2 separate regions of the Homo sapiens genome follow, and region 1 is linked to region 2. The links are chromatin contacts, found by Hi-C in ENCODE. All regions are on one chromosome and are shown on one strand. The core of a region is the stretch at or near the end of the contact, and the rest is flanking DNA. Distances in the headings are between cores, read along the strand shown. Region 1 holds the start of ZP3 (zona pellucida glycoprotein 3). Region 2 has its middle 42 kb from the start of MDH2.

Evidence for each region. A loop is a pair of places that touch in the nucleus more often than their neighbours do. Pooled maps may share reads with other maps.
Region 1: a pooled map of heart left ventricle shows a loop between it and region 2 (2.9-fold over the local background). The contact joins the promoter of ZP3 here to the enhancer-like site in region 2. A Hi-C loop is called at or near these places in 1 of 50 pooled maps.

What each region holds. Positions count from the first base shown.
Region 1 is chr7:76,422,984-76,426,553 of GRCh38, reverse strand. ZP3 (zona pellucida glycoprotein 3) reads right to left here and starts at 1,604. Exons shown (of 8, transcript NM_001110354.2): 1 at 1,278-1,604. The coding sequence starts at 1,589. RefSeq lists a silencer at 2,208-2,502.
Region 2 is chr7:76,088,678-76,092,209 of GRCh38, reverse strand. It overlaps the pseudogene GTF2IP7. Among named protein-coding and RNA genes, the nearest start is that of MDH2, 42 kb to the right of the region's middle. Within about 2 kb of position 2,234, at least 4 of the 41 ENCODE cell types and tissues checked have a DNase peak (open chromatin) inside an H3K27ac peak, as active enhancers do.

The sequences.
Region 1 (3,570 bases), core at 355-2,854, 330 kb before region 2:
TCCCTCCCCAGGAAAACAAGGGCCTCGAGTCCTCAAAGAGAGCCCAGGAGACCACAGTTAAGACCAGAGCTCTGGCCGGAGGGCTCCAGGGGCTGGACTTGCCCCCATCCCAGGCAAGCTACTGGGTCTAGGCCCAGGTGAGGAGGAGCCAGGTTCCCCTGAGGCGGGAGAGGACAGGCCCTCCATGGGACCACAGGAACTTGGTCCAGGGATCAGGGTTTAGCTGGGGAGCTGTGTGCCCAGCCCTGCCCTGCCGTAAGGCCTCTCCTTGCAGCCTCTTTCCCCACTGGCTAGGGAAAGGGAGGTCTGGCCTGGATTTCTTGGTCTTTTCCTGCATGTACCACAGGTTAAGCCTCTCCCCCTTGGAGCTGCCCCCAGGGACCCACTGATGCTTTTAAGGTCTTTAACACCAAGGTTATGATGCCCCCGCCCCCATACCACTTATCTATGTGGAATTTTTTTTTTTTTTTTGAGCCAGAGTCTCGCTCTGTTGCCTAGGCTGGAGTGCAGTGGCACAATCTCAGCTCACTGCAACCTTTGCCTCCTGGGTTCAAGCGATTCTCCTGCCTCAGCCTCCTGAGTAGCTGGGATTACAGACACGCACCACCATGCCTGGCTAATTTTTGTATTATTAGTAGAGATGGGGTTTCACCATGTTGGCCAGGCTGGTCTCAAACTCCTCAGCCTCCCAAAGTGCTGGAATTACAGGCGTGAGCCACCACACCAGGCCCCAGTTAGTTTTTTTAAAGGCTTAAGAGATGGGGTCTCACTATGTTGCCCAGGCTGGCCTCAAACTCCTGGCCTCAAGTGATCCTCCAGTCTTGGCCTCCCATAGTGCTGGGACTACAGGCATGAGCCACTGCACCCGGCCCACTTGTTGTTTTTAAGATAATGTATACTTTGGGTCTCTTCAGGATGAGTTCCTAATGCCCCCAGCCTTAGAAACAGCCCCTTAGGCTACCCACAGGGCTATCCTATCACGCAGGCCTGTGTGTGTCACAAACCCACCTGAGAGAGAGTGGCGTGGCTTGGGCCAGCCTGAAGTGCACGGCCACCTCTGGCTCCACCCCATCGACCCAATGTCGGGCATCAGAGGCAGGAGCTGCCCTGGGTCCGGTGACCTCAGTGCCAGCTTCAGGCCTCAACTGGGCCACCTCCCCACCTACAAGTGAGAGGGATCCACCCAACCCCACCTCCCACCGATGGTGGCCACAGTCCCCATACCCGGCTGCCTCGAACATCCTCCCACCAAAGCCAGGGCCCCCAGCCTCTCTTACCTGCATGCTGTTGCCACACTCGTGGAGTCCAACCTCAAACCTGACCACATCTTCTGTGTCCATGGAGACCAGAGGCTCACAGGCCTCTGGGCCCAAGGTGAGGTCAGCAGCCCTGATGAGCTTCCCGGTGCCAAAAAGGTCTTTGCTGACCATGACCATCAGAGTGGCCTCCTGACACTCCACCAGTACGGGCTGTACGGACGTCTCAGGATGGCTGGCTCCACCCTGCAAGAGCCAGAGGGGTTGGGGGTAGCACAGCTCAGTACTACCCCAGAGCAGGAGGCAGATGAAGAGCCTATAGCTCAGCTCCATGGTACCTGCAGAGCAGCAGGCAGCCGCCTCTGGCCATCTTATACCCGTGGGATGCTGGCTGCTGCCACCTGGGCTCTCAGCTTCTCAGCTGCCTCCCTTCCCTAGCCAGCTGGGCCCTTGTTGCATAAAGTGGTCTCCATCCAGAAGCATCAGTAACACCTGGGAGCTTGTTAGAACTGCAAACTCTCAGCCTTCACCCCAGCATGACCACAGCAGAATTTGGTTTTTAGCTTGGAAATCCCCCACGTGTATCCACATTAAAGTTTTTTTTTGCTGTGTGTGTGTGTGTTTGTGGTTTGTTTGTTTTTGTTGTGTTTTGTTTTGTTTTGAGACAGAGTCTCACTCTGTTGTCCAGGCTGGAGTGCAGTGGTATGATCTCGTTTCACTGCATCCTCCACTTCTCAGCCAGGTTCAAGTGATTCTCCTGCCTCAGACTCCCAAATAGCTGGGATTACAGGAAGGCATGCGCCACCGCGCCTGGCTAATTTTTGTATTTTTGGTAGAGACAGGGTTTCACTATGTTGGGCAGGCTGGTCTTGAAGTCCTGACCTCCAGTGATCCTCCTGCCTCAGCCTCCCAAAGTGCTGGGATGACAGGTGTGAGCCACCGCGCCCGCCCCAGCCCACTTGAAAGTTTTTAGCTTGTAAATCCCCATGTGTATTCATGTAAAAGTTTGCAAAGAGTGTGCTGCCTGCCTGGTGCACCACAATGTATCACAGCTTCCCTCCGATCCCCTGCTGGCCCTGCCCTTAGGAAGCTCGCAGCCCGGCAAGGGAGCTGTCCCAGGTCTGTGGGGGACACAGGAGAAAGCCCTTGATTGAAGAGTCAGGGGGATTAGATCTGAGACATAAGGAGCTCATTCCAAGTGTGAGAAAAAGGAGGCGGTATCAATTAGGAGACAGGAGGAATTTCATGGGTCTCTGCCTTATTTTATGGGAGGCCGGGGGGTAGGTCAGTTCAGGCAGAGGCAGCTGTGTGAAGAGAGGTGGAGAAGGGGCCCTGCGTTCTTCATTCCTGGGTGAATCCCCCGGAGTTCATACTGAGACACAGCAGAAGCGGGGCTTGGCTTCAGCTCACCCCGACCAGGGCATTCTTTTTTTTTTTTGAGACAATCTCACTCTGTTGCCCAGGCTGGAGTGTAGTGGTGCAATCTCAGCTCACTGCAGCCTCCGCCTCCCAGGTTCAAGCAATTCTTCTGCCTTACTCTCCCGAGTAACTGGGATTACAGGCTTGTTCCACCATGCCCAGCTCCTCACCACAAGGGATCCGCCCACCTCAGTCTCCCAAAGTGCTGGGATTACAGACATGAGCCACCACACCTGGCCCAACCACTGCATTCTTTCCTGCATTCCCAGTGATCACCAGACCCATACCACGATTTCACTGACATCATCATGTGGAAACATGCCTATTACTTAAGAGAATCCCAGGAACTGACCTTAGGAGATTCAAATATCAAACCAAGGTTGTGGAGTGTCCCACCTCAGGAAGGAATGCTGAACTGATTGACAGCCTTGTTGCCACCAGCCAGACTACCAGGTGGCCCATAACTCAAGATAACCATGGCAACCAGATAATGCCAACCTGCATACCTTCACGTGCTTTGCCCAGCACAGCCGGCATGCCCTATCCCTGATGTAAATTCCCATGCTTTGCCTAATAAAAAAGCCCTCCTGGCTCTTTTTGGAGAGTCAGATAGAAAAATCTCTATATCTTTCCCTCTCTCTCTCTCTTTCCCTCTCTCTCTCTCTTTCCCTCTCTCTCCCTCTCTCTTTCCCTCTCTCTCCCTCTCTCTCTCATGCTGCCTCCTTTATGTCTGGGCATAAGCTCCAATGAAGCTTTGTCTAGGAAAACTCGTTTAGCCTCCTGTCAATTTCTTTTCTTTCTTTCTTTCTTTCTTTCTTTCTTTCTTTCTTTCTTTCTTTCTTTCTTTCTTTCTCTCTCTCTCTCTCTCTCTTTCTTTCTTTTGAGACAGGATCTC
Region 2 (3,532 bases), core at 985-3,484:
CCTCCATCATCACTTTTTCACTCTCATCTTTGCTCATTTTTAGCCTCAGCCAAGATGTCTCACCCCACTCTCTCTGATGCAACAAGAAGCCCCTGGAGAACGTTTCAGTCCCATTTTGTACTTCTGTCATGTGCTCATCACAGTCTGGTAAGTGTTGGCCTGTGATTCCTAGATTAGTCCATTTTGCATTGCTATAAGGAAACACCTCAGGCTGGGTAGTTTATAAAGAAAAACAGTTTATTTGGCTCACAGTTCTGCAGACTATACAAGTAGCATGGTGCCAGGCTGGGAGCAGTGGCCCACACCTGTAATCCCGGCACTTTGGGACGCTGAAGCAGGAGGATTGCTTGAGCCCAGAAGTTTGAAACCAGCCTGGGAAACATGGTAAGATCTTGTCTCTGCTAAAAATAAAAAAAAAATAGCCAGGTATGGTGGTGCACTGATGCATTCCTGTGGTTTCAGCTACTTGAAAGGCTAAGGTAAAAAGACCTGTTTAGCCCAGGATGTCAGGGTTGCAGTGAGCCATAATTACACCACTGCTCTCTAGCCTGAGTGTCAGAGTGAGACCCTGTCTCAGAAAAAAAAAAAAGCGTAGTACCAGCATCTGCTGGTGAAGACCTCAGGAGGCTTCCTCTCATGGCGGAAGGTGAAGGAGGAGCCGTCATGTCACTTGTTGAGAAGAGGGAGCAAGGGAGAGGGGAGGAGATGCCACTCTCTTTAAACAATCAGCTCTCACATGAACTAGTAGAGAGAGAACTCATTCATTACCTTGGGGAAGGCACCAAGCCATTCATGAGGGATCTGCCCCCACGACTCACACACCTCCCACCAGGCACCACCTCCAACATTAGGGATTTAATTTCAATATGTGATTTGGAGGAGACAAACGTTCAAACTGTATCAATTTCCTGCTACCCTATAAGCTCTGCGAGGGCAGAAACTTTTTTTTTTTTTTTGATACGGAGTTTCGCTCTCATTGCCCAGGCTGGAGTGCAGCGCCGCAACCTCAGCTCATTACAACCTCCGCCTCCTGGGTTCAAGCGATTGTCCTGCCTCAGCCTCCTGAGTAGCTGTAGCTGGGATTACAGACATGCACAACCATGCCCCGCTAATTTTTATACTTTTAATAGAGACAGGGTTTCACCATGTTCGTCAGGCTGGTCTCGAACTCCTGACTTCAGGTGATTCACCGGCCTCGGCTTCCCAAAGTGCTGGGATTACAGGCATGAGCCACCACGCCCGGCCAAGGGCAGAAACTGTTATACCTTGTTCACCGCTGTTTCCTGGGCACCTATTATAGTGCCTGGTATATAGTAGGAGCTCAAGAAGTGTTTGTTAGGGCCTGATGTGTTGGCGCAAGCCTGTAATCCCAGCTTTTTGGAAGGTGGGGGCCAGAGGATTGCTTGTGCCCAGGAGTTCAAGGCCAGCCTGGGCAACGTAGTGAGACCCTGTCTCTAGAAAAAATAATAAACTGGCCAGGCACGGTGGCTCACACTTGTAATCCCAGCACTTTGGGAGGCCGACGTGGGCAGATCATCTGAGGTCAGGAGTTCAAGACCAGCCTAGTGAACATGGTAAAACCCCATCTCTACTAAAAATATAAAAATTAGTCAGGCATGGTGGCATGCACCTGTAATCCCAGCTACTCGGGAGGCTGAGGAAAGAGAATTGCTTGAACCCAGGAGGCAGAGGTTGCAGTGAGCTGAGATCATGCCACTGCACTCCAGTCTGGGCAACAGAGCGAGACTCCGTCTGAAAAAAAAAAAAAAAAAAAAAAAAGACAAGAAAAAATAATAAATTTAGCTGGGTGTGGTGTTACATGACTGTAATCCCCGCTACTTGGGAGGCTAAGGTGGGAGGATCACTTGAGCCCAGGTGACGGAAGCTGCAGTGAGCCATAACGAAGCTGCAGTGAGCCATAATCATCCGCCTGTACTTCAGCCTGTGTAACAGAAGGGGACTCTGTCTCAAAAAAAGTAAAAAAAAGAAAAAGAAATATTCATTGGGAAAATAAAAAAAGAGTGAACAAGCAAAGTTTCAGGAGAGTACTGTGAATGTGGGTCGTGTCAGTAGAGTGTAGGGAGTTGGGCAGGAGCGGCTGGACTTGAAGAGCAGGTTGGTGGAGACCAGGTCATTTATCGTAAGCAGTTTGCCCTGTAGCATGTAGATCAAATATCCCACATTGGCTGCTGGCGACTGAACTGGGCTTCCTGTTTCTGTGTTTGGTTTGACCATCACAGTGTTGAAGAACTATTGAAGTGAATACCTTGCAGTTTGCTACAGTTCCCCCTGGTCTCCCACATTACTCTGGCCTCATTCCCTCCTGTAGGTTGCCTGACCTGCTGAGACCTGTGTTTGCTATCCCTGCAGATGGGTGGGTAGGAGGTGATTTAAGGAGGAAGATTTAATATATGAGTTATAGAAAGATAAATAGACTGGGCACAGTGGCTAAAGCCTATAATCCTAGCACTTTCGGAGGCGAAGGCGGGAGGATTAGTTTGACCCAGGAGTTCAAGACCAGTCTGGGCCACATAGTGAGACCCCGTCTCTACAAAAAATTAAAAAATTAGCCAGGCATGGTGGCATTCACCTGTAATCCCAGCTACTCAGGAGGCTGAAGTGGGAGGATAGCTTGACCCCAGGAGTTGAAAGCTGCAGTAAGCAGTGATCTTGCCACTGCACTCCAGTCTGAGTGACAGAGTGAGACCCTATCTCAGAAAAAAAAAAGCAAGAGAGAGGTAAATAGATCTAGCATTGGTGGGAGTGTGCTTTTGAGTGCTCTTTAGGAGAAATTTTTATTTTAATATTTTTTTCTTCTTTAAATTTTTTATATTCCAGCAGGCTGGGTCCATTCTCTCCCCTTTAATTTCTCAAACACAAAGCGCCCTGCCAGAATCTCAAGTTGGATCTGCAGTAGATCACCATTAACATAGCAGCCTGATATGTTGTAAGTCCTTATGCCAGGAACTGTGCAGGATACAAAATGTAAGAGAAGGCTGGAATAGAGCATCTCTGGGGGAAACGAGAGCCAGAGATACAGCGGTGTCCCATGGAGACAGCCAGCTGGTGTTCGGTAGTGCTTTGTGGAAAGGCTGTACTTTGGTAAGGTCTCCACATCTGCAATGTGGCCTTCAATATTATAGGTCCCCAAACTCCAGGTTTTTACATTCCCTGCATAGGTCAGGGTTGTAGGGAGTGATTCACCCTAGCAGAACTCCCTGGTTTTTAAGGCAGGTGTTCCATTTATTAATTGACAAAGGATGCAAATTTCTCCTTTGGTAACCTGATGAGTTAGGTCTTTTCCCCAGGGACTCCCTTTCCACCTGAAGTTTCTTGGAAAACTAAGCAGAGGATGAGGGAAAGGCTGTGAACAAGCTTGCTGGTCCATCCCGGTCCTAAAAAAGAGCATACGTCTTCTGTAACCAGAAGACCTTTTTCACTAGTCAAGGCTGGGCAGACTGAGATGAGGTGTGTGTGTGTGTGTGTGTGTGTGTGTGTGAAGGCTGGGCAGACTGAGATGAGTGTGTGTGTG